Regions from separate parts of the Mus musculus genome. Here all the other regions are linked to region 4. Evidence: chromatin loops called from intact Hi-C (ENCODE). Cell type or tissue: left cerebral cortex. All regions are shown on one strand.

The links. Peaks named below come from ENCODE experiments on the same cell type or tissue, not always from the same donor. Only the 100,000 strongest peaks of a DNase experiment are listed, where the experiment ranks them.
Region 1: a loop joins it to region 4, with 3 times the contacts of the local background. A loop is called at or near these places in 2 of 42 quality-filtered maps.
Region 2: it touches region 4 in a loop (8-fold over the local background); 15 of 42 quality-filtered maps call a loop at or near these places.
Region 3: it touches region 4 in a loop (3-fold over the local background); 3 of 42 quality-filtered maps call a loop at or near these places.

The regions. Positions count from the first base shown.
Region 1 is chr7:36,178,032-36,186,031 of GRCm38, forward strand. All of the region lies in intron 1 of Gm46016 (a long non-coding RNA gene), which reads left to right. Among named protein-coding and RNA genes, the nearest start is that of Gm46016, 11 kb to the left of the region's middle. In left cerebral cortex, no CTCF peak of the experiment used is centred here; DNase peaks (open chromatin) are centred at 84 and 3,021.
Region 2 is chr7:36,068,382-36,076,381 of GRCm38, forward strand. Gm38991 (a long non-coding RNA gene) reads left to right here and starts at 7,874. Exons shown (of 6, transcript XR_881969.1): 1 at 7,874-7,922. In left cerebral cortex, a CTCF peak has its summit at 3,575; DNase peaks (open chromatin) are centred at 2,133, 2,584 and 3,589; H3K4me3 peaks cover 947 bases; H3K27ac peaks cover 753 bases.
Region 3 is chr7:35,819,996-35,827,995 of GRCm38, forward strand. The region is part of intron 2 of E130304I02Rik (RIKEN cDNA E130304I02 gene); the gene reads left to right. Among named protein-coding and RNA genes, the nearest start is that of Zfp507, 21 kb to the left of the region's middle. In left cerebral cortex, CTCF peaks have their summits at 3,546 (motif pointing left) and 4,114; DNase peaks (open chromatin) are centred at 1,427, 2,503 and 4,083; H3K4me3 peaks cover 642 bases; H3K27ac peaks cover 628 bases.
Region 4 is chr7:37,341,995-37,349,994 of GRCm38, forward strand. It overlaps a transcript of Zfp536 not described here. Among named protein-coding and RNA genes, the nearest start is that of Gm30483, 18 kb to the left of the region's middle. In left cerebral cortex, CTCF peaks have their summits at 1,564 (motif pointing left), 1,766 and 4,232 (motif pointing left); DNase peaks (open chromatin) are centred at 820, 1,264, 2,073 and 4,240; H3K4me3 peaks cover 1,101 bases; H3K27ac peaks cover 1,028 bases.

The sequences.
Region 1 (8,000 bases), 1.2 Mb before region 4:
GGTGGGAGACTGGCCCTGCCATCAGCAGTACCATATGCCCACGGCTTAGTCTATTCCAGTCATGTCCCTGGGCTGCCCAGCTGTCAATGCTATAATTACGCAGCCACAGCCGCGGGAAGTGTGTGGTTGTGGGGACCCTCCGGTCTCCTTAGAACTTTACAACTGTTGTTACAGCTTATCAGGACACAGCCCGCCTTCTGTTGGTCTCTTGAAAACTGCTGTAATTCCCATCCATCACATGGGCAAGCCAGCTGCTGCAGGGGCAGCAGCCAGGAGGGGGGGCCCTTGCACTCCCCCCAGTGTGCTGGCCCTGACCTTGGGGAAGCTAGCAGCCTACACCAAGGGCCTGTCTTGGAGTGATTTGGGTCAGCTCTTTGCTCTGGTTCAGGTGTGACTGCTTTCTATGTGGACTGTGGCTCTGATCTGCTTGGATCTGACCTGGGACCGTGAACTTCCTTAGTCAAGGGCTCAATACATGACACAACCCTTCTGCCGTCAAAAGCTTTATGTTAGATTTTAAAAATGTTCTTTGTCTCCATGGCTAGAGAGATGGTTCAGAAGTGAAGAGCAGTGGCTGCTCTTGCAGAGAACCTGGGTTGGATTCTCAGAACCCACACACAGCTTCAGGGTCGCCTGTAATTTTGGGGATCCAAACGCCCTCTTCTAGCTTTTGTGGGCATTACATGTGTGTGCTACACAGGCATAGATGCAGGCAAAATACTCGTATGTGTAATATAAAATAGAATAATGAAAAAGTATTTTTCCCAGCGTAGAAGACAGATGTGGTAAAACTTTAATGGAAGGAGCTAATGTGCACTGGCTGTCTATGACATTGTAATAGTTGTAATATGATTGATTATATCAAAATGGTACCATGAGCTAAACATAGGATTTTCACTCAGCAGGTAAGAAACCCAACTCTGAGTGACTTACCCAGTGTCCCAGGGCTAGCTATGGGGGAGGGAGCTGGAGTTTGTTGGGATTTCAAACTAGTGAAGACCTTTTAGACCCTCACATTTGCTCCATTTCAGGACGATTTAAAAATGCAAAAGCAGAAGAAAATCACCAAGAATTCCCCTTTCAAGAGAGCACACGTTACCACCTCGTGTCTATTTATTGTGCTTTCTTCCATAATTATGACAAGACTGGCAATCAAATTTGCCTTGTGCTTTTAAAACAGATATTTTCATGTATTCGTTTTTTATATGGTGGGGTTTGTTGCTCTATATGAACCCCCACCCCCTTGGTTGCTCATTGGGCTGTAGCCATGCTTTTTGGAGTGGAAAAAATGTGACTGAGGAATTGACATTGTGAGGAGAGGAGAAGAGAGGAGAGAAGAGGAGAGAAAAGGAGAGAGGAGAGGAGAGGAGAGGAGAGGAGAGGAGAGGAGAGGAGAGGAGAGAAAAGGAGAGAGGAGAGGAGAGGAGACGAGAGGAGGGGAGAGGAGGGGAGGGGAGGGGAGGGGAGAGAGGGGAGGGGAAGACTGGAGAGGAAGGGGAGAGGGAAGAGAGGGGAAGACTGAAGAGGAGGAGGGAGGGGAGGAGGGGTAGGAAAGGGGAGAAGAAAGAAAAGGAGGGCAGGGAAGAAGGGGAGGGGAGAGCAGAGGCATGGAGGGGGTAATTGCCTCTTACTGGAGTTTGTAATGCAGCATTGAATGTACTCTCCTAGCAGCTCGGTGGTGAAATGGGGGCACAGATCAGTGGCTGTGCACCCCTTCCTTGCAGATACAGGAGATAAGAGTTAGAGACTGAAACAAATCACCCTGGGCACACTGCTGACCTGTAACAACACCGGAATGCGAGCCAATATCATTTTGACACATGCTTTTGACCCTTAGTTCAGACTTTGACTCTGAAGATTTTCACCAATTGTATTCTGGCTTTAGTTTGGGAGATGTACTTCTGTAGGGTGGATTTGCAGCTCAGAGAGGTTTAATGATTTTAAGATGAGATGGACGCATGTATTATTTATGTTATTCCTGTTATATTTCCCTCTTGCCAGCACCGAATCTGATCCCTGGGTCCGTGGGTAGGGATCTCACCAGCCCCCAGTTCTTAATGGCTGGTGACAATCCACAGCCTTTCTTTCGAATGCTCTGTGCCTGTCAGGCGTCAGCCAGGTTCTGCTCCAGGTGTCCTCACTCTGGGACCATTGAGTGAACAGCATGGCATCTCCAATGGGCAGCCAAGTGATGGAACCCAGAAGTCAGAAAAAACACTGCTGCTCAGAGCTCATTGGCTGGCAAAAGTCATACAACCTCATCCCCACTCACAGACATGAAATAGTATCTTCCCTGTATCTTTCAGTGAGATAGAACCAGACCCAAAGGCATGCAGTCATAAAAAGCTGAACATAGCTAAGGTCACAGTGTTTCCTTTGGTACTTCTGGGTAAACCCTTGACCGTGGTACTTTCTTTCCATCCAACCTCCCCCTGTCTGTCCTGCTCTTAGACCTCTACCTGTGACATCTTAATGCTTTTCACAAATAGTTTCCTGATGTATCCCCAAAGGGTTTTTCAATGAGTGAAGGCACCCAGTGTCTCAAAAATCCAATTTCTCTAACATGTTTTAACCTATATATGTAAATTGTCTTTCTAATATTCTTCTGTGTTTCCCAGAGAAGTGGCCCAGAATTTCTGCTAACATTAGCCTGAGTGAATGCCATGATTTCCAGCTTTGCAGTTAACCAATAGAGTCTGCAAGGATTTCCCAAGGATCCAAAGGGCCATGACATCTAGTCATCAAAATTCTTGTACCCTGGGCTGCTTTCTGTTGCTCTCTGGCCTTGTACACTCATGGATTGTCAGTTCAGAGTCAAGCTATTCTTAATGCCAGCTTCTCCTCAATCTACCCTGGTCATATGCACTTATTAAGTAGGCCCAACCAGCTTAGCTCCCAGGCTTAGACAGGATGCAGTGCTATGGCTACAGTTAACAAGCAGAAACTACCTCCTTGGCCTGTTTTACATCATCTGTTCCTTTCCTGTTACTCTGCCAAAATCCTAACAGAAACGACGTATGGGTGGGAGGATTGCCTTCAGCCCATCATGGGAGGTAGAAGCTCAGCTCATGGTTCTGGGAGCTGCCTACAGGGCTGGCCAGGAAGCAGAGAGTGAGACTAGAACCTGGGATGGACCCTAACTTCCTAAAGGCCACGGCTGATGATCTTGTGCCAGACAGGCTCACCTCTTAAAAGCCCCACAAGCTTTCAGGCAAGCAGGAGATCCTGAGAACTGTGCCAAGCAGGAGCCTGTAAAGTTGTTTCAGATGCAAACCGCAACCCATGGACAGCCAGAAAACATGCCCTTACTGACATCCTTTCTTCCCTTCAAGGCCCCCACAGTGGCTCTGCTTGCCCAGTAGATGCATATGCAACACTCATGCATAATGACATTTAGGGTGGGCCATGAGAACAGTTAATGTTAATTTTTTTCAGTTATTAGTTATAGTCATGGATACCCTTTAGTAGTTGGCATAGAAGCCATTTTATAGTTCTTAATTAGCTTTCATTTGAATTGGAAAAGTTTTACCCCAAACATGAGCATTGGTGAAATATTATTGCTTCAGCTATCAATACTAGTAAAAAAGTGGATATCTGTTTGTTCGTTTGTCCATTAGTCTGTCTGATATTATGGAGTGTTTAGCTCTTAATGAGTCAGCCACATCACAACCTCTTCCCATAATGTTCAGGGATTGTAGAGGACGAGGGGACAATCAAAAGATTGTTAGGGCCACAGTGAACATCTACAACGAAACAGTATTTGCTGGCGTAGCAAGGCTATTGCACAGATGAACTCATAGCCACTGTGGCTGCAGAAGACCTGCACAAGAGCCAGCCAGCCAAAATCCCAGCATTGATGGGGAAGGAGTTCACAAACTCCCACGCCTAGAGGAGCAGCTATTGGCTACTCAATTGATGGCTGCTGGGCAATGGGAGTTAGTTTCTTTCAGGAGAATGAGTGGGTCCAAGAGGCTACTTATGCTCTAGTAGATGGTCCTAGATCCACACAAATGTATGTGGTACCGAGTACATTTGTAAAAACAAAACAACAGAGAACATGAAGTTGGGAGGGAAAAGTAGTTGAGGGAATAGAGGAGGAGGTGGAGAGGAAGCAATGGAGATAGATTTGACCAGAACATTATATGCATGTGAGAAATTCTCAAACAGTAAAAAATTAAGAGAAAATAATTTTACAATATTGTATGGCTTTTTTTTACAATAATATATGGCTAATTTTACAATAAGGTATGTAGTCACATACCTTGCAACTGAACACCAGAAGTTATTTATGCCATCTAACTGTAACCTGGTTCATGGGGTCACATTTTGATTGTTCCTCTTTACCAACACCCCCAGCTTCCAATCTGTTTTCCTGTCAATTGGTAAGACTAACTGCGGATTCCCATGTGAGTGATACAGTCAATGCTGGCCTTTCTGCATCCCTCACGTGTTACTTCATGTTCCTGCAGATGGCAGGGTCCCATTCTTTCCTATGGCTGAGTCCTACAGTTTGTTTTGTTGATTAAAAAATTGATGTAAGCTAACATCATCTGGAAAGAGGGAGCCTCAGTTGAGAAAACGCCTCCATCAGATTGTCTGTAGGCAAGTTTGTAGGGCATTTTTTAGATTAACAATTGATATGGGAGATCTGAGACCATGTGAGTGCTGCTACTCTTGGGCAGGTGGTCCTGGAGAGTAAGCTCAGCAGACAATGGGGAACAAGCCAGTAAGCAACATTCTTCCATGGCTTCTACTTCACTTCCTGCCTCCAGCTTCTGTCCTTGAGTTCCTTCCCTGGTTTTGGTTCCCCTTGCAGATCAACTGTTATAAGACATCCAAGCCAAAGAACAAAATCAAAACCAAACCCAAAACCAAACTAAACCAAAACCAAACCAAACCAAACAAGTTCCCTAAGTTGCTTTTGCTACGGTCTTTATCACAGCAATAGAAAGCAAACTACAAAGTGTGTGTAGGTACACAGACATACACGTCTTTCATCTCATCTAGCAAAGCACCACAAATACACACAGTGATTACACTGGAGTCTAAAATAAGACAAACATATAGATTTGACCAAGATCGTGAGGCAGGATATAAAGAACAATAGTTTGGGGAAAATCATTAATACAAGCGAATATCTGAACTGTGGCGTGTCAGTCGCGTCAGTCAACACAGTTAATACAACCGTGTTGCGCTCTCCCCTTCCCACAGACAGCACGTTTTTGTGCAGAATATGTAAATGATGGGAGGTCTGGCTTCTCCCACTGTGATGCTTTCTTCACTGTTCTTGGTAGAGGAGGGAGTTCTCCATTGTACTTATATGATTTCAGCTCATATTCTAAATAATTTTTTCTCTGGAAGTAAAATTATACCACTGATAATGATTTGAAAACACAGCCTAGACTTTCTGTTTCTGACTGCCTTTGACCTACAGAAAAAGATTTTATCACTCAGATAGTGACTGGGTTTATGAAACTGGCCTAGAATCCCCCCAGTGAGGGACTTGGGGAGTGGTTTAGTCATAGAGAGCTTGCCTGGCCTGGGGATGCCCATGGGTTTTGTCTTCAATGCCGCAGGAATCTCTGGTCTAGAGTGTATGTGTCAGTCCCTGATACTGGGCTGTTTGTTCTCTCCATTTTGCTGCTCCAACAGAATCTGATTGGCCCTAGGAGGTGTTTGGGGGTCAGTAACCCATTGAGGTTACTCAGGAAGAGATGAACATGAATTATGAAGTTTGTGTATTGAGTAGAGATTCTATCCTGAGAACTCAGGCTTGAGGAAGCTGGGTAGCAAAGATTAGGATGCTGTCTGTGGCTTAAGGGGGAGAGATGCTGGTTAAATACCAAGAGGTGATGGTATAAACTGGGGATGGAGCAAGATGAGGCTGGGTCCCTGGAGAGAGAGGGGTAGAGATAAGGACTGAGCATATAAGAAGGGTCTTCCACAGGGTCCTGAAGGCAGCCTTGACAAAGACTGGAGAACTATACCTGGACCGTCATATTCTGGTCAGATGAAAGCAAGGTTCCATGATGCTTCCTGGGATGGGCAGGGTTGTAGATCTTGTTGCATGTCAGTGTGGTCTGTGAGCACCTGAGAGGGAGTAGCCTCACTTGCTGGGCCAGCTGGACCCTGCCAGGTCTATCTTTATACATGCCTGGAAGGTTCTGAGTTTGAATAATTGATTGGGGGCTCCACAAGACCGCACTGCACTTTGACTTATGGGAAATTCATGCACAGCCGTGTCCTCTCAGCCCAACTTAGCATCCTCCGACCTTAAGAAAATCCGCTCTTTTAATTAGTGTTTTGTGAGAATATATTTAGTGTAGAGATGCTGTGAGTAACAGAACTGGTTCAGATTGTTGGGTTGTAGCTTCTAGGAGGGCCTTAAAATATGGACCCTCGCTGATAAAGACCTTCCCAGATCCCAGCCGTGCAAGGCTGGAGATGGGACCGTGCTCACAATGTGTGGTGACGCATAAGTATTAGCCTTAAATAACTGTGAATACCTTGTTTTCTAAAAGATTAGTGGCTCTTCCCTGTGTGATAAATTGTGTGAATTACAGCGCAGACCCGTCTTCCCACTGTATTATCCCACAGCCCTTTAAATAACGGAGTCCGAATTACACTCAGCAAGCCGTGGGCAACGCCTGGGCAAGCTTCAGGACTTCAGAGGACTGTAATTTGGGCTCATCTTTCTCATCTCTCTGCCTTTATTTCATCATCTGTGTAGTCTTCTCCTTGATTCATATTCTGTCTTTCATGTTCCCTCCTCACCCCAACCTCTTAAAATCTGGCCTGTCTACCCATATGCCCAGAGGATAATAATGGCCGACTCTTAAAGGTTGTATCAGACTTTTGAGTAGACATTCAGATCTCTATGGTACTATTGTGTCATTGACTTAAAACAATCTTAATGGGTATGTGCACCTGCCTGTACCCATTATAGAGGTGAGTCCCCCATTCTTTTTCCCCCTTCCCTCCTTCTATTCCTCCCTCTCCTCCTTCCCCTCCCTCTTTCTTTTCTCCTCCCTTGTCCTCCTCATTTTCCTTTTGCAACTGTCCACTGGGCTGAAGAGTAAATTTACAAATGGAGAGCTGCACAGATTTTAAGAGCGATTGGATGCATTTTTGACAAACACACACCTTCATGTTGCTAGCTTCTCTAAACAGAGGCAAGGGCCCCACTTCACTCATGACTTTTGCCTGTCATGACACAAGCAGGAAGGGATAAAACTGGGTGCACCATCCGTGTGTCTGTTTCCAGGGTGGTTATTCCACGTATGTGTGCTTTTCCATCTTTACTTATGGTTAGTATGCATTTCTCACTGGGAAGCAACTGGAGAGTTGGTGGAACTGGCTCTGTCCAGCTTGTGGTTGTGGGGATAATACTGTTATGGATACCCATGTGCCCAACTCTCTGTAAATAAAGCTTTGCTCACCTCCTCTTTCTCTGCATCTGCCTTCTCTTCTTTCTCCTCCCCAACCCCACTTCTTTCTCCCTCTTTTCTCTTCCTTCTCTCACTGGGATAAACTTGCAGGGCCAAACAGCAAGTGCTTATTTAACTTTATAATAGTTTTCTAAAGGGGGTGTTTCATTTCTCATTCCGCCAGTAGCAAAAGTGAGCTCTATAATTCTTATATTCCTGTCTACACTTAGGACTGTCACTTCAGTTTTACCTATCTCATCAAGCAGGAAATGGCAGCTATAATAGCTTTAATTTGAGTATTTGCTTGGATATGCTGTCCATTCATATATGTTTATGTATATATGTGTGGTGGTGTCCATTCAAGTATTTTGCATATTTTAAATCTTGAGTTCTTTGGGATTTTGTTGCTTATTTTTAGGCATTCTTTATATATTATGGAATCAGGTTCTTTGTCAAGTATATGCAATATAAATATTTTATCTCAGGTGATTTTTCGACTTTTTCTTTGGGTGTGATGTATTTTTGTTTGTGATGTGTGCGTGTAGTGTGTGTGTGTGTGTGTGTGTGTGTGTG
Region 2 (8,000 bases), 1.3 Mb before region 4:
TAGGCTACTGCCCTCGGTCAAGAAAGGCTGTTAAAGAGTCTAAAGGTATAGCTGGTTCTTGCAAGGCTATCCCAACACTGGCATCCAGCTCAGAGGTCCTGTTTGCTGTCTCTCCCTTCTCTGGGGTACTATAACTTTCCCCTTTGTACTTCTGGTTTATACCCAGTCACTGATATAGATTAAATGCTCTGATCTATTCAAGGCAAAGTGGTCTTGTCTTTCTCACACATGTGGGGTGTGGGGGGGTAGGGGTTGGGGGCTGCAAACATCATAGCTGTCAAAATGTACCATATCTACTGGGTAGCTTGAGGAACAGCTGGAGTTGGAGGAGGAGATGTAGCAGATCCAGGAAGCCCAGATCCTAGCCTTGACCTTGCCACTTCTCAGCCATTTCCTCCCCTGTGGCTGAGTACTGTCTGTGTATGGTGAACCTGAGATGGGATGCACACACTACTCTTTCTACACCCACCGTGAGGCAGCCTTACCGGAGCACACGGTACCTGAACTTGGGTTTTTAGCTGGGACTGAACCGTGTGGTGCCCTGAACTTGAAGGGACTGTTGTGAAGGCCACAGCTGGCAAGCGTTTGGTGGCGTGTGAGTGGCTTCAGAAGAGCATCTAATCCAAGCTGTCCCGACTGCTGCTGGAATCCATATGACAGTCCCAGAGTCTGTTCATTGCGCTTAAGGGGAAATAAATACTAATTGGGCATTGAGAGCATTGGTGGGGACAAAGGCTGTCTTAGAGCAGAATCCGTGAAAGGGTCTTCATTCAGACCACAGAAGGTTTGGAGGAGGTCAGCTTTGATGCCCCCCTGGGGGATGAACAGGACCAGGTAATGAAAAGATTCTCTGAATGAGAAGCTTTGGGTGGCAGGCTTAGGGCTGTAAAGGTACCCCAAGAACAGAGCTGAGAACTCAGAATCCAACAGAGGAAATGACGGCTGTGCAGGATGGGGTGATGTGATTCTTAGTGAAGTCCCTCTTACTATCAAGAGAAAGGTGGAGGCTCTCTCTCTCTCTCTCTCTCTCTCTCTCTCTCTCTCTCTTTCTCTCTCTGCTAAGGACCATGGCTTTAGATAATTACACAGGTGAGGCTGGTGTGCACATTGTAGGCCAGTTGGAGGTGGGGTACACTTGGGCCACCCTCCCTGTGTTCCCCCTGAATCCCATCAGAGCCTCTAGGAGATGAGACTAAAGCTGGGAGAGCCAGGCACAAGATAGACCGGGCATGTCATTGGAAGCTCAGGTCTACACCATCTCTGCTTTGTCTTCTGCTTCCCGTACGAACATTTGTTCCCCAACACCTCAAGGTCTGATACCTAAGTTACTCTGCAGCCAGTGTCATTTAGAGCTCCTGGATTTTCTTGTCCCGTATTAACGGAAATGTATTTTTATTTACATCTTACCCCAACTGCCTCTCCCACACTCGCTTACACAGATACTCTGACAAAGTTCTGGCATCTCTTAAGGGAGAGGCTACTCATTACTCTGTCAGAGGTTATTTGACATCAGTGCTTTTACGAGCCTTCTAAAACAAACCAGGTACTTGCTTTAGGGCTGCAGACTAGGCCAGGGATAGAGTGCTTGCTTAGAGAGCACTCCCAAATTCCTGGGTCCCATGCACAGTGTATAATAGACAAACAATAACAATGACCACAGCTCAAACTGGGGCCTGGTTCCTAACATGTGGCCCCGATTTCAAAGCAAACGTTGTATTCTAAAATGCTAGGGCTGAGTTGGGGCTTGAGGTTTTTTTTTTTTTTTTTTTTTTTCAAGACATGCCAGAGAGTTAGGGCATTTTTGGAAATGCTAGAATGTTTGCTTACTGCTCTGAGCTCCAACCACTGGGTTTACCCATTTTCCTCACTAGCAAATGAAGCATGACAATGAAAAGCGGCCCCAGATTGTTCTGCCTGGAAGGATTCTCATATTTACTTGGTCATCTTCTGTCTGTACGGCTGGCCGCAATCTCCTTAAAGAGCCTTGTTCAGATCTGTCTGGAGTGAATCTTCCTGCTGCACATAACCGAGAGAGCAGCAAGAGGGGCCTGGCGAACGCCAGGCTTGTTATTCTTGTGCACACACCTGCAGTTTCTCTCCATCCAGGTTTGGGGTGAATGCAATTGCCTTAAGAACTGGCAGAGTTTCTTTAGGAATAAAACAAGGGGGGAAAAATCCAAGTTGCCTCATCAGAAATTACCTTCCTGGTAGAAAACCTAAACGCAAGAGGATGGATAAAAATAGATTTTTTTTTTTCTTAAATGCCAGGGAAGAGAGCTAGAAGCGCTTTGGCAGATCGGGATCTGTGGACAGACCTGCGCCAGGTTCTTAAGTTAATAAATATTCATTTTGAGGGTTTTTTTTTGGGGGGGAAAGGAGGCAAGTTCTAGGCATAGAGCCCTTGTTGGAGAAGTAACATCTATTTGTACAGCATTTTTGGTTCTTAAGAATAAGGTTCTCTCTCTCTCTTTTTTAAACTCCTCCCTAACAATTCACACCTCCAGCAGGCTAGCTGCTTGGAAGATAGATTCAAACACAGCGTCTTCTCAGTTGTAGCAAGCCAAGCCAGGTATAAAAGCCACATTTTATCTCCGTCTCAGCCACCTTTCTCTACAGCCACCCCTACCCCCCTTTATTCTGGACATGCAGCGAAAGCTTCATTCAATATTGATTGTGCTTTGATACATTAAAATCAAGAGTGAGTCGGGGCTCTTACATAAAAGGTGTATAGATACCATTCACACCGTTTTGACCAGAACAGTCAATATTTTAAAAGGATTTCATTTCCCTTCCAAGCCTGCAGGCAGTCTAATTCTCTACGAAGGGAAGGCACGGCCAGTTGGTGCGAAATGATTCCTCCCGAGGTGTCTAAGAGGAGGGTGGTATTATTAGTTTTCTTTTTCTTAAAAAAAAAAACAAAACTATTTTCTACTTGTATACAATTTAGCAAATTTGGAGCTTGGAAAAGAAGCCTCAAATACTTTCCCTTCATTTGGTGGGGAATAACACTTTGAATGACTAAAATAAAATAGAATAAAAGCATTTTCATAACAAATAATTCAAGGCAGAGCAGTAGAGATATTTCAAAGAAAAGATTCCACCTAAATGTTTTGAAAAGACAAAAAGAAGAGCGAGTGAGAGAGAGAGAGAGAGAGAGAGAGAGAGAGAGAGTGCCTAGTTGCAGTTGCTTTGACAGAGTTCAGGCATGAACGTGCTTTCATTCCGTTGCATGATTTCGATAAAATTAGGTTAAAGAAATGTTCATTTGGAAACAGTGCTTCGTCATATTATTCCCAACACACGTCTAGCAAATATATGAATCCCGCATTCATCTGCGCGAAGTTCCAGACCTTAATGAATGGTTTAGACAGCATTGTCATCAATTTTCCGCAGGTGCAGCTGGAGCAATCAGTCAATTCAATCAAAAGCCTCCGTCAAGTTGCGTGGCGCTGTCATTTTTTTCATTCTGAAATTGAAAAAGAAATAAAAGAAGAAGAAGAAATAAGAGAAAAAAGAAAAAAGAAAAAAATGCAAGCAAGCCAACCGCGGTTCCTGGCTTGCATTTACATTCTCCCGCCTTTGGGTGGCGCTTTTGAGCAGCGCTTTGCCGCCTGCCTCGCTGCAGAGCTGACTTTCTCTTTTTCTTTCTTTTTCCTCCAACACCCCCCCCCCGCAACTTTATACTAATATAATATTTCTTTAGTGATGCTATGGAGATGAAATCGCTCTGTGTGTTTTAACACGCATTCCAACAACCTCTTAAGGCAAAAAAGTAAATTCATGCAGATGAGTTATAGAAAGTTGAAAAGATGCTATGGGAGCGGCTGCCATGGGTCCCCGGGGGTGCAGGGACACACTCTTGATTGCTTCTGAGGTTGTCAGACCTCCAACTTTCTCAGCCCTTCTTCCCCTGCCCGCCTGTGCAGTCCAGAACAATTCGGGGGTCGGGAGAAGTGGGCGGAGGGGGCAACTTCGCAGCTAGATCTTCTGGTTCCTTTTGAATCCACCTGAGTTTACTTTCCCTTAGCTTCAGACGGCCTTTGGGAATCCTAGGGTGGGGTCAGGAGTTGTGCTGGTATCAGGAGGGGCACGTATTTGTATTTCTGGCTGTCCCTGGGTTGGTGTCTTTTTCTTCCTGTAAACTCAGTAATCATAGTGCCATCATACCCTGCCACTTTGCATTAAAGGACCCAGGAAAGATGACATCAAGTAAAGCTTTGATTTTTCTTTTCAATCTCATTGAAAAATAACCTTGTTTCCTACTGTGATTAATATTAGGATTCAACAGTAGCAGAGATAGAAGGAACCCAGATAGATCTTCTGCACACACACCTCAGACGGACGCTCCTGCTTTCGCTCACCCAAGAGTGCTAACAGGCGCTTCTAAATCTTTAAAATGTATGGACAGACAGCACTTAGCATCCGCTTCCTCAAGGAGAATAGAGTTAACCTTTGTAGTTTGCCAAAAGTCGGCAAGTTTTCCTTTGCCATTTGTTTCAGTAGAATAAGGAGCAGAGTCATAGTCAGGACCAGATAAACTCACATTGTCCGGGTCTTTTTTCTTCTTCTTCACAGCACCCAGCAGAAGAGATGAGCTAATATTAACTCATAGAAACGACTGGGGCTACTTGCAGCGATGGATACACTCAGAATTATTAAACTGGCTGGGAAAATATTTAGGTGTGGTTTCTTTGTAGGTGTCAGGAATGGGCTGTTACCCTAACAGTCCATGGCTGCATTTAAAAAAGAAAGGAAGAAAACATACATTTGGCTCGTGGACGAATGCAAATTCCAGGGACTCTAATAAAAATGTACTTTTTAATAACCAGGTATGTCACTTTGCAAATAGCTTTGATGTAGCGCTCTTGCCTGCGTATAGTCGAAGCTACATCTGTGTCATACCTACGTGCACCGTACTTTCCCTGAGAGAGCAATTAGGGGCTATTCCAGCTAATACTTGAGACTCCACGTGTGTCTGCAGAGAAAGGGGAGAAAGAGCTGTGATCGCCAGTGAGCGGAGAAAAGGATTCGCCAGCTCCCACCTTTTAGACACTTGATAAAAAAATGCAGCTTGGGGTGCCTGGAGGGTCTCAGGCAAATAAGGCCGGCCACACAGCAGCAAGGGGCTTGCTGTAGGCAGCCCACACTTTGGCGCTCCTCAGCAGAGTTTGAAGTTAAATGGTCCTGTCTGCTTCTTTTCTTGTTTGTGTCAGTTGTTAAAGATCCCTTGAAACGCACCATTACAATTTCCTTTTACTTTATTACAACAGAACCGAGCCAGGTAGCTTGCATCTCCGCCGCCCCTAATTTCCTGCAAGGGCCTACAGACCAGCTCTCTGCGTTTTCTGTTTTCATTAACCAAACACAAAGCCAACTGACTCGCTATCACTCTTAAGGTAACTGCAGGTCTTACAATAAAAGGTGGAGTGAAATCAAATGTCCATAAATCGAACAAATAGATGCACGCAAAAGGGCCGGCTCCTGCACAGTCCGACATCCACGCGGTCTTAAAGGAGACGCTGTGTGCTGTCCGTTTTAATGCTGCACTTTCTACTCAGTGCTTCTGTTTTACAGTGAGGGCGAGTGTTTCCGTGCCCGAGATTCTCCCTTTCTTTCTCCAGTCAGAACCAGAGTGTCTTTTTTTTTTTTTTTTTTTTTTTTTGGTTGTTATTGTTTGTCTAAAAGAGAAAAAAAAATCAGCAAGGTTTTCTTCTCCATCCTATGACTGCATGTGTTGGAAACACTGCAATATGTTTTGACTAAACATTGGAAATAAATGCCTTATCAAAGCAACAACATAGTGGTGCCTCCCCATTCAGGTACCTGGGATGGGGTGGGGCTGGGGGGGGGGGTCTGTAAAACCACTGACCGGGCACAATAGCCACAGACAACTGTCTTCTTGGGTGATGCGTACAGGCCGTGATGGATGGTCCCTCGCCACAGAGCATGGCCACGGAGACAAAATTAGTGTTGTTTTAATTACCAGTGTCTGTAATGTTATCTATCCATAACTGCCTGAAGTAGACCGTCACCGAGGGTCAGGGGCCACCTGAGCCGAGCCTTTCACATTTGGGTCTTATCAGTTCCCCGTCAAAGCCATGCACTTTAACGAAATGGAAAAGAGAGGAAGAAAAAAGTTTAATGCTCAATGTTTTGCTTTAAACATTTGCTTATCTCAAAATGTGTGTGTGTGTGTGTGTGTAGTATTTGGTGTTTAAGGGGAAGAGCCTAGATTTTTTTTTTCTCTCTTTAAGTGAAGAACCAAGCAGATCATATTAAATGGTATCTGGAGGTCAGAGGTGTGGGTAGAAAATGGGACTCCCTGTGACATTCCTCAGTGAAAGCTTACATTGTCAGAACGGTGGCTTTTATCAGTCACAAACAACGTCTTGATACTAACAGGAAAGATGTTTTACTTACTAAACCTCCTTGAGCTGAGATGGCTTGGTGTCCAGACTTCTCTGAGAGAGAGAGAGAGAGAGAGAGAGAGAGAGAGAGAGAGAGAGAGAGAATGAAGTGTGTGTGTGTGTGTGTGTGTGTGTGTGTGTGTGTGTAAAGACAGAGTAGACTCCAGTTTCTGAGCTCGTGGGAGATGAAAGATAGGCCAGCTTTTGAAAATGGCCTGCGTGGCACCTGCTATAAATGAGCAGGGAAAAGCAATCAAGCTAATAGATTACAGTAATTATCCAATCTTTGGCTAGTTTGTATTGGCAAACTATAAATACAGTACACATTAGAACAAGGTGCTTACAGAATATACATGAAAGGTCACGGCAATTTGCAAGTCGCTAGTCATTAGAATATGCTAAAAACCATCGCTTCAGGGCTCAGATTTTAATGATGAATACATTGATTATTAAGTAGCAGAGAAAAAATGTACCGGGGCTGCTGTGGCCTAGTGATCGGTCGCCTTATTTTGGGAAGGAAATCAGCCCGGCGTTCGCATGCTAGCACTGAGGCCCATAATTGCAGAGAGGAAAATTCCTCCAAAGAGCTTGGTTTGGTGTACATATTAAAAGTAAAAAAGTTGAGACGTGTTTGTGATAAGATTAATAATAAATCTCTGGTAAGTCTTAGACTCCTGACAATAATACAGCGGCAGAACACTTCATCTTCGCTCAGCTTTAGAATTTAAGATCAGTCACAAACAATCTAAATTACGGCTGATGCTAGGCAGATGTGGTACTGGACGGGGCTGCTCGCCATAAATCTCCCGTGCCTTATATGCAAATTAACTCCATTTTAAAAGATAATTTTTCACACGGTGAGTGCCTTTATTTGTGAAATGCTGGTGATTTTTCTTTAATAGGGAGAGGAAAATCCTGGTCCAGATCTGGGGATGATTTCCTTGGAGAGAGAGGCTGCAAATGTGAGATCTGCGCGCTTTGGTTGGGGCACCTCGGATCACTTTAGAGAGAAGTTAGGAAGCTCTGCACTTAGATGTAGTGTTGCTTTGCCCAGAAACTGCTCTGGGAACTGAGGTGTGTGTGTGTGTGTGTGTGTGTGTGTGTGTGTGTGTGTGTGTGTTGTCTCTTCGTGTGCGGGGAGTGAACTGCAGTTCCCCATGCTTCAGGGCTCTCTGGCCTTCAATTTTGAGAGCCTCATCTTGTTCACTCTGTGACGCAATTTATTTTCTGAGCCAGCTACCCTGTCCTTCCCACCTCTCCCCTCATCAGTGCCTCTTCCAGGCGCTCTCATCCCCTCAACGTCAGATTTGCTTGATTGTGGTGCTGAGATCTCCAGTAATTCCTTGCACCGGCTTTCTTGGTACTATTTTCGAAAAGAAGCCAGTGTAGAAAAGGCCCTGTGCTCCCCAGCGCCGAGCCCCGCCCCACCCGCGGCTCCCTCCCTTTCCCCTCCCCCTCCCTGGTCCTTGTATTTTGTGGATAGAGCCGCTTACATCTGTGTCCTGATAGAGAGAGGTGAGATGGCTTTCCCCCCTCCCCTCTCACAGCCCATTCTCATGAAATGTTTGTCTCTCAAGGACTGAATTTTTACAG
Region 3 (8,000 bases), 1.5 Mb before region 4:
TTCCTTCCTCCTCCCACAGGCACTGCCTCAAGGAGTTCTTTTATCCCCTCAAGTGTCCCTTTTGGCTCTCCCATGGGTGACCTTTCTACAATCCCATAGGTTTGCTGTGCTCAGGGCTCAGTTCGATGAGGATGTAGCCATGGCTTTAGAGTCTGACCCTGCTCCTTTCCACCTCTCTTGACACACCTTATGTCTTTCAGCGAGGCTCGGAATTCTAGAACTGTTTTTCAGAACCAAGTTTGCATCACCTGCGCAGGTGGGAGTAGTTTGAAAAGTGTCCATTGGTACGTTGGGGTTGACAGGTTGGGTGTGGAGGCGAACATGCGTTTGAAGTAGTTTCTTATTTCATGTGCACGTGGAAGTCTTGAAAGGAAAGAGGAAGGAGTAAGGAGAAGGAAGGAGGAAGGAAATGAAGGAGGAAGAGTCAGACAATGAACATTTATTTCCTGTCTTTGGCTGGGTTCGGACTTCCCTTAATCTTCAGAAATTTTCTTTGTTGCTCTCTGAGTTTGCTCTCTCTATCTTCCTGCATTGCTTATCTTAAAATTTATGTCCTAGAGTGATGGCTGGCTGTCAGAAAGTGGCAGAGTAGTCAGGCGGTGTGTCCAGGGCTGCTCAAGCACAGAGCCTCCCCTAGGGTCCAGCAGGCCTGTCGTGGCCCAGTTTCTGCACTACCTTTCTTTCTGGAAGTGTCTCTGATGGGGTGTTCTCGTTTCCTTTCTGTGGCTGTGATAAACACTCTGAACAAGAACAACGCAGGGAAGAGAAATGGTTATTTCAGCATTCGGGTTACAGTCTACCATTCAGTGAAGCTAGAGCAGGAACTCAGCTCTTCTATACATCATTGCCTCCCACCAAGTAACTCATTTCACTAAGGACCACAGAGAATGCTGTGGACCAGGCTGGCCTTGAACTCATAGAGGTCAATCTGCCTCTGCCTCGCAAGTGCTTGGATTAAAGGCGTGTGTCACCGCTGCTCAGCTTAGCTTTCTTATATAGCCCAGAACCACATGGTTAGGGCAGAATGTTGGGCACAGTAGGCCCGAGGTGGATGCCGGGAACCTAACTTAGGTTAGTAATCAAACTGTTGAGCCATCTTTCCAGCCACTAGGTTTCCTCTAACTTTAAATGAGTTAGCTTCAATATGTATGTATGTATGTATGTATGTATGTATGTATGTACATATGAAGACAGTGCCCTTGTAGTTCAGAATGGGGCATCAAATCCCCTGGAGCTGGAGTTACAGGCATTTGTGAGTCACCTGATCTAGGTGCTGGGAACCAAATTTAGGTCCTCTGTAAGAGCAAAACATGCTCTGAACCACTGAGCCGTCTCTCCAGCCTCTGCTTCTAGCTTTCCAAATAACCTTCAAATAACGTAGAGAAGACGACAGGGCTGTTTTAAAAATTGCACTGGCTTGGTGCAGGGCTAGCTCGAATTGTGGCATTTTAAAATTGGTAACAAAAGAGACTCAATCTGTGCATAGGAGAGTTGGGTAGCAGAAATATATGTTCCTGTGAAATGCTGCACACCCGTGGCTTATGAAACTATTCTGATGGGAATGTGGTGGACTTTGTGCTATTACATAATACCAAATGGAATTTTGGCTTCACTGTTAATGATGTGCCATTGAAAGAAGTCAGAGAAGAATGAGATGTTTTAATAAAAGAAGAAAAGGCAAAGGAAATCCAGTCAAGACGTGAAGCCAAGAGCCAGAGATGGTCTCTTCACCCCCTCTCCCTCTTCCTCAGCCCTTCTGCAGCCATCTCCAATACAGTCTCCTCACTAGTTTACTGTGGCCCTGAGTCCATTTGTGAGACTGTGTGTGTTAGTTCCCTTTGCATCACCATGACCAAATTGCCTGTTGGAAACAAGGAAAAAAAAAAAACATATGTTTTGGCTCATGGTTTCAGAGAGTTCTGTTCATGGTTCCTTGGTTCCTTGCACCTGAGAAGAACATCATGGTTGGGAGATCTTGTGGCAGAGAAGAGCTGACATTTGAATCAGGGTTTGCAGGAAGAGGAGAGGCAGGGAAGGGGCAGGGAGGGAGAGGGAGGGGAGAAGAGTGGGGAGGGGGAGAGAGAGAGAGTGGGAGGGGGTAAATATACCTTCCAAGGGTCTGTCCTCCTCCAGTTAGGCTCCACATCTTAAAGTTTTCAGAACCTCCCAAAATAGCACTACCAGCTAGGGACCAAAACTTTAAAACCATGGGAGACATTTCAGAATCCATGCGCAACACTGTGGGTCTCATCGCCTTCTTGCAAGATTGTAGCATTTCATTTCTCCAGCTCCCGGTGCATCCTCCTGGTGCATGCTGGCCGGCGTTGATCGTGGGGAGGATAAGTTCATGGCTATGGCGTCTTAGAGAAGAAGCGGAGCACAGACAACTTTGCAGACTACTTTGAGTTCCAGTAGAGGGCGGATGGCAGATGGGACTCTTAATCTTCATGCCGCTTCTTCACACTCTTTGTACGTCCAGGGTGCACGAATCGTGTACCTGGCAAGCACGGCCATGTACTGGCACTAGGAGCAAGAGGGCTGGCTCTGAGCCTCCTGGTAGAGAAGACGATAGAGGCTCCCTAGAGGCAGGCAGAACACAAGGAATCAGACAAGTTGAAATGCGAACAGACGAGTAGAAGGAAAATGGATGGCAAATCAGAGGAGATGGGAGGCAGGGAGGAGACGGGACGGATGCGGGTGCAGCTGGATCCGACTGAGCACGGGGCTCTCAGAAGATCTCTGCCCCTGGCTGGCAGCCTTTCCTTTCCTGTCCCGTGGTTCTCTCTTCCTTCCTCTCTCCCCACTTCCAAGCCTCCTTTGTCTCTTCACAGTTATTGACTTTCGTGATGAATTGCAATCCAATGCAGTTTTCAAAAGGTTTTATTTTTATTTACACATTTTGAGTCATTAATAAGCATATGCAGTATAAAATTCAAGACAGAAATGGACATACTAACAATGAGGTCTCCCTTATACTTACTACCAGCCCCTCTACAAAGGAATCACTGCTAATGATTTATTGTGTGTTTTTTTTTCCAAAGAGACTCTATGTAAACACATACACCCTGTTTTACATATTACTCCCTGGCCTTATTCAGCCATATGATTTGAGGAATGGTGCCATATTGGTACATACAGAGCTGCTTTGCTGACTGCGAAGGCTGTGCAGAATCCAGTCTTCCAGCTTCGCCTTCCTTTACAAGTCTTGTGCTGAAGGACACAACACTTGTTGGCAACCCCTTGCTGTAGTGAGCTACCCCGTCAGCTGTGCTTTGGGACACGTGACCTTGTGCTGGAGAAACAAATTGCTAGAACAGGGGATTCCTGGTCAGAAGGTATATGCTTTTTAAAATTTGGAGGAAAAATACCGATGCATTTCTTTCATTTCCACTTTGCAAAACCAGTGAGTTTAGTTCCCAACATCCTCGGCAGGTGTTTCACAACCACCTGTGATTTCAGATCGGAGAGGGGGGTGGGGGGGGGGGGGAGGGGGGAATCTGATGCCCCCTTGTGGCTCCTAAGGGCACCTGCACTTGTTGCCCATGCCCACACAGACAAACATAAATAAATCATAAAAATTAACAAAACAAAAATAAAATAGCTCGGGTTTCCATGAGGAATTTAGTGTGCGGTGATTTCTTTGGCTGGTATGAGCGATGCATCAGGAAAATCCAGATGGGGGGTGTCAAATTCATGAGGTCAACAACAGAGAGAGACTGGAGATGAAGAAGGAGCCAAGAACCAATAATACAAGAGAAACACATCAGGGCATGGCTTTTCTTTTTAGAGAAGCCAGTATATCTGGATTAAGCCATGCCAATGTGGTAACTATGCAAAGATTATTGTTCATTTTGCCGTGCTGACGTTTCCCCTGGACTGTGGTCTAATAGCTTCCTTCTCTTCTTGGACCTGGCATCCACAGTGCACTTTGGCATGACTGGGATATCTTTTCACTAGAAATTGCATATAAAACCCACGGTTTCACTGCAAATAAATGTTCAGATTTACCATGACATGACTGTGGGGCAGTATTTCCATCCGTGATGCCCTTGGCTACTTCTGTGTTCGAGTGTGCTCAGGGTGAACTGAGCCATCTCGTTTGCAGTGAGGGACCTTGAGGTGGCAGCACCGCCACATTCAATTCTGCTGCACTCCGAGTTCATTACAAAGTGAAAGGAAAAATCGCTATAAATCAGAATAACACTGATTGTTATAATTTTATTATCAGAGCGTTAAGTCAATAAAACTTAACGAAAACGTCATTTGAATTGTGTACTCGTTTTTACTAGTTGTCCGGCATGTTCTAAAAGCACATCCAAAACAACAAAATGAAGAAATTAGTGATAAATTGTGAGAAAGCTGGGTCTTGTCTTATGCTGCAGTAAAACTAGATTTTCTTTTTGCATTGTAAAATATTCCTTTTGAAGATGTTAACGTACCCATAATGCCTTCCGTCTGCTGGACTGCATTTAGCATCCTATTGTCTGCTTTCGTGTTTTCGTATCATCTGGCCTTTTATCATGTATGGTTGTATATAGGAGGGGCCGGCTCATATATGAAATCCCCTCAGGAAAGAAGGTGTTTTTTTTTTTAAATGAGAAATAAAGAAATGTATTTATGAAAGGAGTCAGAGAAATTTACTGAGAGATGTCTATAATAGAAACACAGAAAGGTAACACCCCCTCCCCCTTAGAAGCATATTCACTACTGGGAGGGGGTTCCCAAGCTATGGAGCAGTTTTATAAAAGGCACGGTGTTAGGTGATACCATACTGCTTACATCAGGCACAATACATGATTACTGTGCACTTTTATCTTGTCAATTGCTGTCAGATTATTACAGTATTGCTGTATAATTACTGAAGATACAAGACACTAAAACGTTTGCCCCCATGTTTCCCCATTTTTCCTCTTTAATTTTAAGAGATAGGTATGCTGACATGTCATTTATGGGATGTTGGAAAGGTAAATTCAGAATGTGTTGTGGGTTTAATCTTTTTTTCACCTTTAATCTTTCTGCAGTGCAGGCTGGCTTTGAACTAACCCCCTGGTACTGAGATTACCGGCATGGACCACTATGCCAAGCTCAATAGGATGTTTTTAGAAGAATTCCAACATAAGGCGCTCTGCTGTGGTGTACAGACATTGGACTAGATTTAGATTGGAAATCAAATGGTTGGGGTTCTGTGGACTCAGAGCCCTTTTTCCCCGAACCCAACCCACTTGTTTGTATACTGTGTTGGGACTGGAGTAAGCATGTAGTGTGTGTGTGTGTGTGTGTGTGTGTGTGTGTGTGTGACTTTCTGAGTTTATGTTATTTCACATGTCATGTATATGCAGGACTCCCAGGAGGCTAGAAGGTCAAACTACTCTAGAATACCCCCACTCACCTCCCCGCCTGGTGTGCCCCACCAGCCTCTCAGATGACTCTAAATCAGATCTGGTTGACAGTGAAGATCGACCACGGCACAACCACGGCACAGAGAAGTTGCCTGCACTGTGACTCAAACCCAGAGTCTGTTATGTTAAAAGTGACATGTGTTTTTGATAACCACCCCTTAGATACATGGTCTTTTCTTTCTGGAGAATTGTCGTAAATAGATGTGTCATAGGTGATCCAAAACAGAATTCAATTAGATGTTCACATTTTATCTGAGTGTCATTGATACAAAGATGGAAATGGTGTAGGGTTAAATGTAAATTGTTAAGAGATGCCTTTTGGTCCCACCATCCAGCACTGCAAATCTCAAACAAGCCGGTTATTAGATAAAATACTTATTCTACTCTTGCAAAGAACTATTGATTTAATTTGGGTGACAGTGTCAATTTGAGGGAGTTGAGTGACTGTGTTGGGAAGTATCTGAGTGAAAATGGTCTACCCAGACAAATTCTTTGAATTGCACTAACAATGGCATGTGTGTATGGACTTCAGAGGTGACCTGTAGCATGGTTGCTGCTTCATGTGCTGAGGGTACACACATGCACATGCAAACTCGAACACATGCACATGGGTACACACTCACACACACAAAGATATATATTGAGAGCAGGTTCCCTAAGATGACAGTTTCTTGTTCCCAGAACACATTCAGAGTGACAGTGAAAGACACATGGGTGTCTAAGCAGAAGCAACAGGGAAAAGGGGCCTCTAAAACATCTAACCCAGAGTCTGCTCATGTTATTTTTAAAAATTATTTTTATGTGTATGGGTGTTTTGCCTAAACGTAAGTCTATGTATTATATGCATGCCTGGTACCCAAGGAGGTCAGAGGAGGGCATTTGGATTCCCTGGAACTGGAGTTACAGATGGTTGTGGGGCACCATGTGGGTGCTGGGAACTGAACCTGGGTCTCTTGGGTCTTCTGCAAGAGCCATCTCTCCAATCCCAACAAATTTACTTTTTAAAGTCATTTTGAATTGTGTGTGTGTGTGTGTGTGTGTGTGTGTGAACATGCCTGAAGAGGCCAGAGAGTTGCATACCCCTGGAGTTGGCATTACAGCTGGTTGTAAGCCATCTGACGTTGGTTCTGGGAATTAAACTTAGATCCTCTGCAAGAGAAGTCGGTGGTCTTCATCTCTGAGCCATATCCCTAGCCTGAGGCCTGATTACCACAGGGGATTTTTGAACACATTGAGGAGGCTGTGGTACTATCAGATGTGGTGCCTAATTGGTGGAGATAGGAGGAAGGGGGGCTTTGAAGGTTGTAGCCTAGCCTACTCCTGCATCCCACTCTTTCCCCTGTGTTACATTGTTTCGTTTAGGTGTTTTGGTCACAGTGATATAAAATAACAAATACAAGACAAAAGAAGATATTCTACAAAAGTTGATGCTATTTGCTCTAGACATTAAGAGACTAGATGCTAAAATTTATTTGAAAATTCCTAGTTCTCCACGCTGCAATGTTTCCACTGTTGTGTGAAAGTACCTTGAAGTTGACAGGAGACAACCCAAGCCCAAGTTCTCAGCACCAAGGAGATTGATTTGCCTCGGAGGGACAGAGGGTAGGGGATAAGAGACAAAGGCAGGAGACAGAGGAGACGGAGAAGTGCAAGGGAATAAAGGCGAGGAAAGGGATGTTTGCCCTGGAGGGACAAAGGGTTGCATCTGGATAGAGGAGAAAGATGTGGTCCATAGGCAAATGGTGGTTTATAAAGAAAAAAGGGGAAACCCTCATGTTAGGAGGAGTTGTTAATTTTGATTGGGGCTTTGATTGTTGGACTTTAAAACTCTCATAGCAGGACCTTGGTGATCAGTCTCAGGAGGAGGAAGTGACCAAATAAGGGAATGGACCTTGGTGGGTAGCTTTAGGAATGTGAGCGAATGGTTTAGCAAGGAAGAGGGTATGGGAGAAAGGGTAAAAGGCACAGCCTGTTGGTGACGCGTTTGCCCTGCTCAGTCCTGCTAGAGCCAGCCACTTTGCAGCTTCTGTGCTCGACTCCCCGGGCGGTGCCTGGAGGACTGACTGCATCGGGAGCAGACACTATTGGGATCAATCGTCAACGTCCAGTCAAATCAAGTGCTCACTCAGCTCTTCCTCCTGTGCACTCCCAGGACTTTCTTGCTCGGGGTCATCTTTCTGGTTTTGGTAGTTGAAAGGGACCATGCAGCTTGTCAGAAAATCAATGGACAGTTGGGCTGCCGGAATTTTGAAACACACACACACACACACACACACACACACACACACACACACACACACACACACACACGGCATGTACATTTAAGCATATAACCCCTCAAACACATGCTCCTTTGAGTGTGGGCATGCTTCTTTTCATGACCTCTGTAAGCTAAGAAAGCCTTTCTCATTCATTATAAGTCAAAGGCATTTGTTGCTATCCCATCCAAGCCCCGGATAACTGTCACTTCAGCTTCATGTGTTGACGGAGAACAGCTTTCATTGTCTGGTATCAGCAGCCTGGGGGGCTGATTAGCCCTGTGAGGTTCTCAATGGAGTGGAAGCCAAGGAAGACTGAGAGGTTTTAGTTCTACAGAGGTCG
Region 4 (8,000 bases):
ATATGTATATATATGAATAAAAGTAAAAAAAAGAAAAACCCAAAGGTCAGAATAAAATACAAAGCAGCTCCTGTAAAACTAAGAATAGATATGAATACTTGCATGCATTCTATATAGCATGTGTCCTCAAAATGCCCCACCAGAATGCATGCTGGAGTTCCGATCTGTGGCGTCTTTTAGGCGTTTGCGAAGCCTTCCTGATTCCCAAGATATAGACATTGCACCCATTGACAAGAAATAGACCTTTTGAATTGAGCTGATAAGTTGAAGTGAATATGGCCTTGGATTTCTACTAAAGAATAGGTTATTTATGAGGGATCTATCACCCCAAAGCCTGGTGGCTAAGAGCAAGCAACTAATAAACAGATATAGCCACTATTTTCCCTTTTATGTGGCAAAGGCTTTATCAACAGATCATATTTAAATAAATTGTGCAAACTAAATTCCCAGTTAAAGAACAAACATCTTCCCATGTCTAATGTGATGGACACGAGGCTGATTTGAAGCCACATGCCATCCAGGAAGAAGGGAGCCCCCTGGCATAGCCAGGACTGAAATCCATCAAAGTTCAGATTTGACTGTCTCCTTGAAAGCTGGACGTGGCGATTCGGCAATCTGCGATTTATTTAATTTTAATTAAATTTTGTTTCACATCCTGTTTTGCAAGTCAGCAAGATGGGTTTTGTTTGCCAAGAGGGGGAAATGACACAGAAGGAGAAACTCGCTGTCCAGGGCGGATCAGAGGTGTGAGGCTGGCGTTAGCGAGGCTGAAGCCTTTCTCGGGAACACAGGACTTTGTCTGCAGAGCCTGTCTGGCCCTCAGTATCGCAGCGCCGCTGTCTCCTCACTGAAGGGCCTATTTGTCTGCTTTAAGTGAGATCACTCAATTCTCAAAAGTCAGTGGAGGGCTGTGGAAGGGGGAGGGTTCGGATAGGCTACTCCAAATAAGTTCCATTAATCAAAAGACACAGTGTAATGTAACTAATATTTTACAATTAGGGAAGCCAAGATGCGACTAAAAGCCATCTATCTCTCTTATACCACATGATCATCGATTCATAATCGGAGACTGAGAGTTGCACAAAGATGCATTTACCCGGTGGGGGGAGCCGGGGGGAGGGCCGGCCTGAGCCGAGATAATGAACGTGGTGAGGGCTCACGGCGCTGAAGGCTGAGAAGAGATGACAGAGAGGCTCAATGCTGACGGATGACATGAAGACACTAGCAGATACCTGACAGCCCGCGGGAGCCTCTGCGCTCTTCCCCCCGCATTATGGTCCTCAATTATCCTGGTAAGGGACTAAGGGGGGCACGAGGAGGCCGGCTGAGCCCGTGGTCATCAGCTCTGGGCTGACTTACCACGCTGCCACTATGCGAGGGGAGCAATCCTGCGAACACCACTCTGAGGGGCTATAGCTTCCTTTACCAAGGCTTTCGGGCACATGGGGGGGGGGGACAACGGGGATGCCCAGTTCGCCATCTGTTTTGTAATAAAATTCCCAACTCTTCAAAGAGGCTCATTTTTTTCCTTTACTGCCACCTTCAGGGAAAAGGAAGAGTTGGTCCCCCCCCCAAAAAAAGAAAAGAAAAGAAAAAAGAAAGAAAGAAAGAAAAAGAAAAAGTGAAGAGTGGATTCCTGGGCATTGGGGGGTGGGGGGAGGCTGGTCTCTGTGAAATGAGTCCCTTAGGGACAGCTCAGACTCCTGAAGTGATCTTCTCAGAGCTCCCCCAGTGAATAACGTGGGGTGTGCCTGCCTTAGTCGGGATCTAATTGCAGGAGCTAAGAAACCGGAGTGTGCCGGGGAAGCAGGGGGGGGTGTGTGAGCTCAGAACCCCTCAGTGAGCAGAGGCTTGGGGGACAGTAATCACAGCAAAAAGCACAAACTTTCCCTGGCTTCTGCCTCAGCGCATGCGCGGCCACCTGCTGGGGGGGCCCCTGCGTTCCCACATAGGTTCAGATCCTGCCCCTTAGTTTCTTTGTAAAGACGCAGTTGGCCTCCTCGTGGAGAGAGTCCTCAGAACAAAGGAGAGTGGTGCTCCAGGAGCCGCAGAAACTTGGCATCTTAGAAAGAATGTTGAGGTGGCAGGGCAGGTGGCACGGTAGACGGGGATCCAGGCCTCAGGGAAGGCCAAGAGCCACAGTGGCGGCCCCACCGGGCACAGCGTCCAGCAACTTTTGCTGCCCTGGCGCAGGGCGCTATTTCTTTAAAATACAATACCACAGTGATGTATTTATGTAATAAAAATAAATCCATATTGAAGCTGGAGATCTGAGGAGCCATTTCTACAGCGTTTGTGGGACCGGGGGGCGGGGTGGTTGGTTTGGTTTGGTTTGGTTTTCAATCATTACGTGGCTAACAAATGTATCACTTCCCTGCCTGTCTCTTCCCTCTTTCCTGTCTATTTCAGAGTGCTCCCCATGCCCAGTCTGAAAAGAGACAGGCTGCAGAAAATGCCAGAATTCTGTGTGTATGAGCCTATACAATCTCACTCGGGACATACACTAATGAGAGAGCTCCCTTTGAAAGAGTCCCAGGTGCCCCTGCCTCCTTGCTCTGCAGAAACACCCAGCAGCACAGAAGAGGCTAAGAGAGGGCGTGGGACGCCACTTCTTGTTCCTTCTGAATCACCTTGCTCTGTCACTCCATCCCTAGGGGACGGTGGCTGGCTCAGAGCAGAGGATCCAGGGACACACGGAGTGGTTTGCTCAATTCTTTGTAGCACCTTAATGAAGCTCCCCCACCCCAAATTTACCTAAAAGTGGGAAGGACAAGCCGACTCTGATACCCCAAGAGAGGTGCTGAGTCTGAGGTAAATCAATTCTTCTGGTTTCGGCATAGCTGTAATTGAGACACCCATTCAAAGACCATGTAACTCACTGAATCCTGCCAGAATCGCAGCCAGAATGGCTATAACAGGTTAGGTTTGACTGTCCCAGACACAAACAGGGCACCATTCCGTCTGCCCTTGGGGTGTGGTAAGGCCAGCTGTGCTAGTGAGCCCAAGGTCAGGCCCTAGCTGCTGCAGGTGCTTACCCACCATCACATCGCCGTGAGTGACATCACTGTAGGTAAAACAACAGGACCAAGTGGAAGGTGGCCGGCAAGGCCAGCCTTCCAACAGGAAACTCCAGGCCCAGAGTTGAGTGTGGGGCTGTCAGCACTCACCATCACCATGTTGCCTCTAGATGAAAAGGAAAGGAGAACCCGCAATGTTCAGAGAACTTGACTGTATTTGCCAGAACCTCTCAGTCAGGAAGCCACCGAAAACCCAGCCCATTGTCTCTGGAAGCAGTTTGTGCTTCGAGACGTTGGGGTCGGCATGGATCTGAGTGGCATTGCTTCCCACTCACAGTTCTCTCATTGTGACTTGACCAGACTGAAGACGGGGGGGGGGGGGGATTGGACAAGGGGACGGACACCCAGTGCTCCAAGGGGATGTGACAAGAGGGGTAGCCACAGGCTGAGGGACTTATGCAGTTGGCTTGCCTCGGCCACCTTGCTTGAGGAGAACTGTGGCTTCAGTGTGTCTTACAGGGCCTCCTCCTATTTAGGGTATAAAGGGATTGGGATGTGATTGGGTAGAAGACAGCTGAGAGAATCGTTTATTCTTCCTGATTCTGAGAAGCCAGCTCTGCAGTGATTTTTTTTTGGGGGGGGGGCTCCCAAGCCACAGGCTCCGTTAGTTGTTGCACCACAAACTCTTGTGACCGAATAGATTCGGTTCCATCCTTTCTAGAAGGGGGTGAGTTTTGAGAGATCCCTTGAGCTTGAAAATATGTACAGACAGGTAGGAACCATCAGGAGGGGACAGTAACAGATGACAGGCAGATGTCCCCCAACCTCAGACGACACAGCTGGTAAAGAATTAAACCAGAGAGATTTTGAGATGGCACACAAAACTTCCCCGCAGTAATTTTACTGGCTTTAATATGACAGCACCCTGCAAACTCCATACAAATCATCTGAGAGAATATTAAACCTGGGCAATGTTTTAAATCCCTCTTTAGAATGATGCTCATCTAGAGCTTGTATCCAAATTGCATACAATTTGACCCAGTAATTCGCCACATTTTCATATCACTTGATAATAGGTTGAAACTATTGTTCAAATGCAAAAATTTTGTTATCTACCTTGCCGGCCTAGGCCAGGCAGAAAATTCAGAGACCTAGGGAGCACGCGGTTATTTGTAGCCATAAAGGTGGTCTCTAGTGCCACCTAGAGGACAAGTGGCTGCATGGCATGTGAGTCACTCGGAGGAAAATTAAATACAGCTGAATAATTGAATGAGGGCAAGTTGAATCAGGGGTCACCATCTGTTTGACTAGAATTGTTGGCACATTTCAGCTAAGCCTCGCGCGCCTCGTAAACATGCTTACAGTTATCATAGCTCGCATTGCCCTAAAATAAAAGAGAATTGGTCCTAAAATAAGCTTGAACTAATTATACATATACCATCTTGTCGTCATGGAGACCAGAGTGAAGGTCACCATATTCTTACGGCTTTCGTGAGGGTGTTGGTGCCAAAAACAGACAGGTGATTCTTTCTATCCTGTGGGGAGATGGCGTCTCGGGGATGGATGGCAGAGGAATAGAGAACAAGCTATCACCCATTTCCCCCAACCCATTCTCTCTGATCCCAAAGGAAGGCAGGGTAGGGGTTCTCAGAACTGACACCATACCTGAAGCACATGGGAAGCCTCGGCAAGGGGGACATTGAAGTGCCCCTGCCAATGTTACTTAAACTTCTTCCAAGTTGGACCAGCGGCCCTTGGGGATAACAAGGGAGAAGACATCTTGTCAAAGAAATGGGTGTAGTGTCTGAGTTGGATGCCCCTGCCAGCTTTGTCCAGGAGCTGGTCACTTACCAAGAATCAACATGCTGTGCCCATGTAGGCCGTGTGTGCTGCTGTATTTTCCCAGCAGACATGAAAAACACAAATTCACATGTTGGGGGCGGGGCAGAGAACTCATGTCTTGCCTCATCAATTTTTCTGGTGGATTCCCTCCCCAAAGGGGAAACCTCTTGTTGACCTACATCTCTCTGCACACAGTGGCCTCATTGTCAACATATCTGGAGACAGGGTGTGGATAAATCCCAAACCTTAGTGTGTGTGATTGTGGCTTAAGACCTGTAGTTAGGATTTAGAGCTCCGGCTCGTGTTAGTAACAAGGGCAATGGGGTTTAGAGACGGGAAGATGGGACTCTTGAACATGGGTCCTCCAGCCTCTCCCTCCTTGTTCTCTTAGGATCCTATGAGAACCTCTTTCCCCTTCTCTTCCAGCCTGTGTGGCTAAGAGCATCCCTCTCCCTCTTGCACTGCCGTGTATGCACAACGCGCTTTTGGACGCCACAGTGGAGTGACCCCAACTTCAGTAAAGCCTCCTTCGGGATGCAATTAATGCCTGTTGTCATCCACATTGGCTGGGCTGACACCATCTCAGATTCCAGAGGTGCCATCAAGGTGTGGGGGGGCGCTACCCAGAGACCAGAGGCTGCAAATGGATGCAGAGCGACGACTCCCTTGCCTTGGTAATTAAAAACCATCAAATGAGCTTGCATCTCGACGATCTCCTGCCTCTAGATGCAGTTGAAGACCAGCTCCCCGGAAACCAAATTATGACAATGAGGAAGGAGGAAAGTCGAATAAGCAACCCAACACTATCTCTCTTGGGCAGAATGCCATGCTAAGGGCTGGGAGAAACTCCCTTTAGTCTCCACCGACCTTCTCCAGGCTGCCCTCCCAACAAAAGGGGAAAAGACACACCAAGGAAGGAATTTCCCATTGCTTGGGTGTGGAATACACTATCTGTACGTTGTTGTCCTACACATGGGCTCTACCCCTCCCAACAGAGCCCTCTCAGAGGCCTGACACAGAGACCTGGCAAATAAAGACAGTTTTGGAGCATGACATGGCGGTGATCCGCACCTATCACCTCATACTTGGGAGGCAGAGGCAGAGGCAGAGGCAGAGAGGCAGAGGCAGAGGCAGAGAGGCAGAGGCAGAGGCAGAGGCAGAGGCAGAGGCAGAGGCAGAGGCAGAGGCAGAGGCAGAGGCAGAGGCAGAGGCAGAGGCAGAGGCAGAGGCAGAGGCAGAGGCAGAGGCAGAGGCAGAGGCAGAGGCAGAGGCAGATGAGACCTTCCTTCTAGAGAGCCTGGGCTACTGAGTGAGACTGTGTCCATAAACAAACAGTCTTCCCCCAGGAAACTAGGTAGTGACTGCTTCATACATGCAGGCTATAAACCAGCTCATTCTGGGCTGAGTGAGGCTTCCCTGGTGACTTAGAACATTGGAGTGAAGGTGGTGAACGTGGGGTCCATGAGGGCACCCTGCCAACTGTTCTGAAGCGATTAGAGAAGGGTACGCTGAGGACCAGTGGACTGTGGACTGTACCGTCCCTCTCTGAGAGCATTATCTTCACTCAACCTGATGCTTCTCTCGGGCCACACCACCTGCTACAGCCCTGTCTTGCCTCTTGCATTCTTCCCTCAAGCCTAGGCCAGCAAAAGGTTATGGAGCGCATGCAGGGCTGACGTCCTGGCCCAGTGGTGAGATACACACGGGCCTAGTTCCTAACATGGGTCAGGTTGGGCACCCAGAGTCCTAAGCCTGCAAGGCCAGCGGCCGCCTGGCACCAGGCTATCGCCCTGCCTCACAAAGGAGCAGACCAAGGCTTGTGAGTTCTCTAAATTTCCCAGAGAAGCAGAAGCACAGATTTTGATGTGAACTCCCCCGAGTACTAAATGTTAAGTACCAATTCCAGGCTTTCAGAGGCCCCGTGGGGGCCAAGGCAGACAGGTCTGCAGACGGCTGGGAGCCAGCTGCACCTGCCTCTGACCTCCTTACCTGAATCCCGGCCCAGTCTGGTCCTTCCGCAATGCCTATACCCAGACCTCAGCCTCCAAGGAGGTCCTGAAGGGACAGCCTCCGAGCCCCAAACTGTCCCCAAGGTCACAAGTGACCTTGCCCACTGTGTTCTTCGCCTGCTGTTGAAGCCTCGTACTCCAGGCTCCCCTGAGTCTCCTCACTAGCATGCCTCACTTCTCTGACTATATCTCTATCCCCCTCCCTTCACTACCCAGGCCTGGCCTCAGTAATCCGGCTACATGCCCTGAAATTGCTCTCTGTTCAGAGATTACTATGAAGCGACAGTTAAAGGAGCAAGGTTACTGATAATCCCCACAAAGATGGATTAACTTTTGGGGGAAAAAATCATGCTGGCACCCAGCTAAAGGGACCTTTACTGAATGGGCCTGCATGCTGGTGACAATGGGATTTAAGGCTCTGGTGGCCTCACCACCCCTCTCTTGTACCCGGAAGCATATGGCTCTAAGAGGAAGATGTCTGTCGGGGAGGGTTGGAGGCAATCTGCATCTGTTTCCAGGGGTGGCTCACATCTCAAATGTGTGTCCTCTATGCTCCCAAATGAAGGCCCAATTCCCCAATTGCCAGGAAGCAGAGGGACGCATAACACAAGCTCACTGGTCCACATGTGAGATACCAGAGGAGGGCCAGAAGTACTGGTTGAGAGCCGGTAGGGGTGGCAAGGGCCTATCATCCAAGCATTCTGGAGGCAGAGGCAAGAGAATGGTGAGTTAAAGTCTAGCCTGGGTTACATCTTGAGGCCATGTCTCAAAGAAAGATAACCAAAAGGTAGTGCAGGCCAAGCGTCCCAGGTATGGTTCACCCTCTGGAGTCTGAAACTCAGCACTCATTGACTTCTGGGCCCTCGGGGTTCCCTCAACACCACTGTGGCTTTCCCCAACTGTGTGGCTGGAATGAGATTCACCTAGCAGGAAAGAGGTGCCATAAATGGTAGAGAAAATGGAGACTTCTCAGTTCCCTTGTCAGCAGCCTCTCCATGGGAGCCCTGGTAGGGTCCAGATGGGAACCGGTTCCCTGGGAGGCTTAGACCCAGCCTGCAAGCTTCCAGGAGCCCTCCCAGAGTCTGGCTCTCATGGGGTCTGCAAATTACAACGTACAGGCTACTCCCTACTC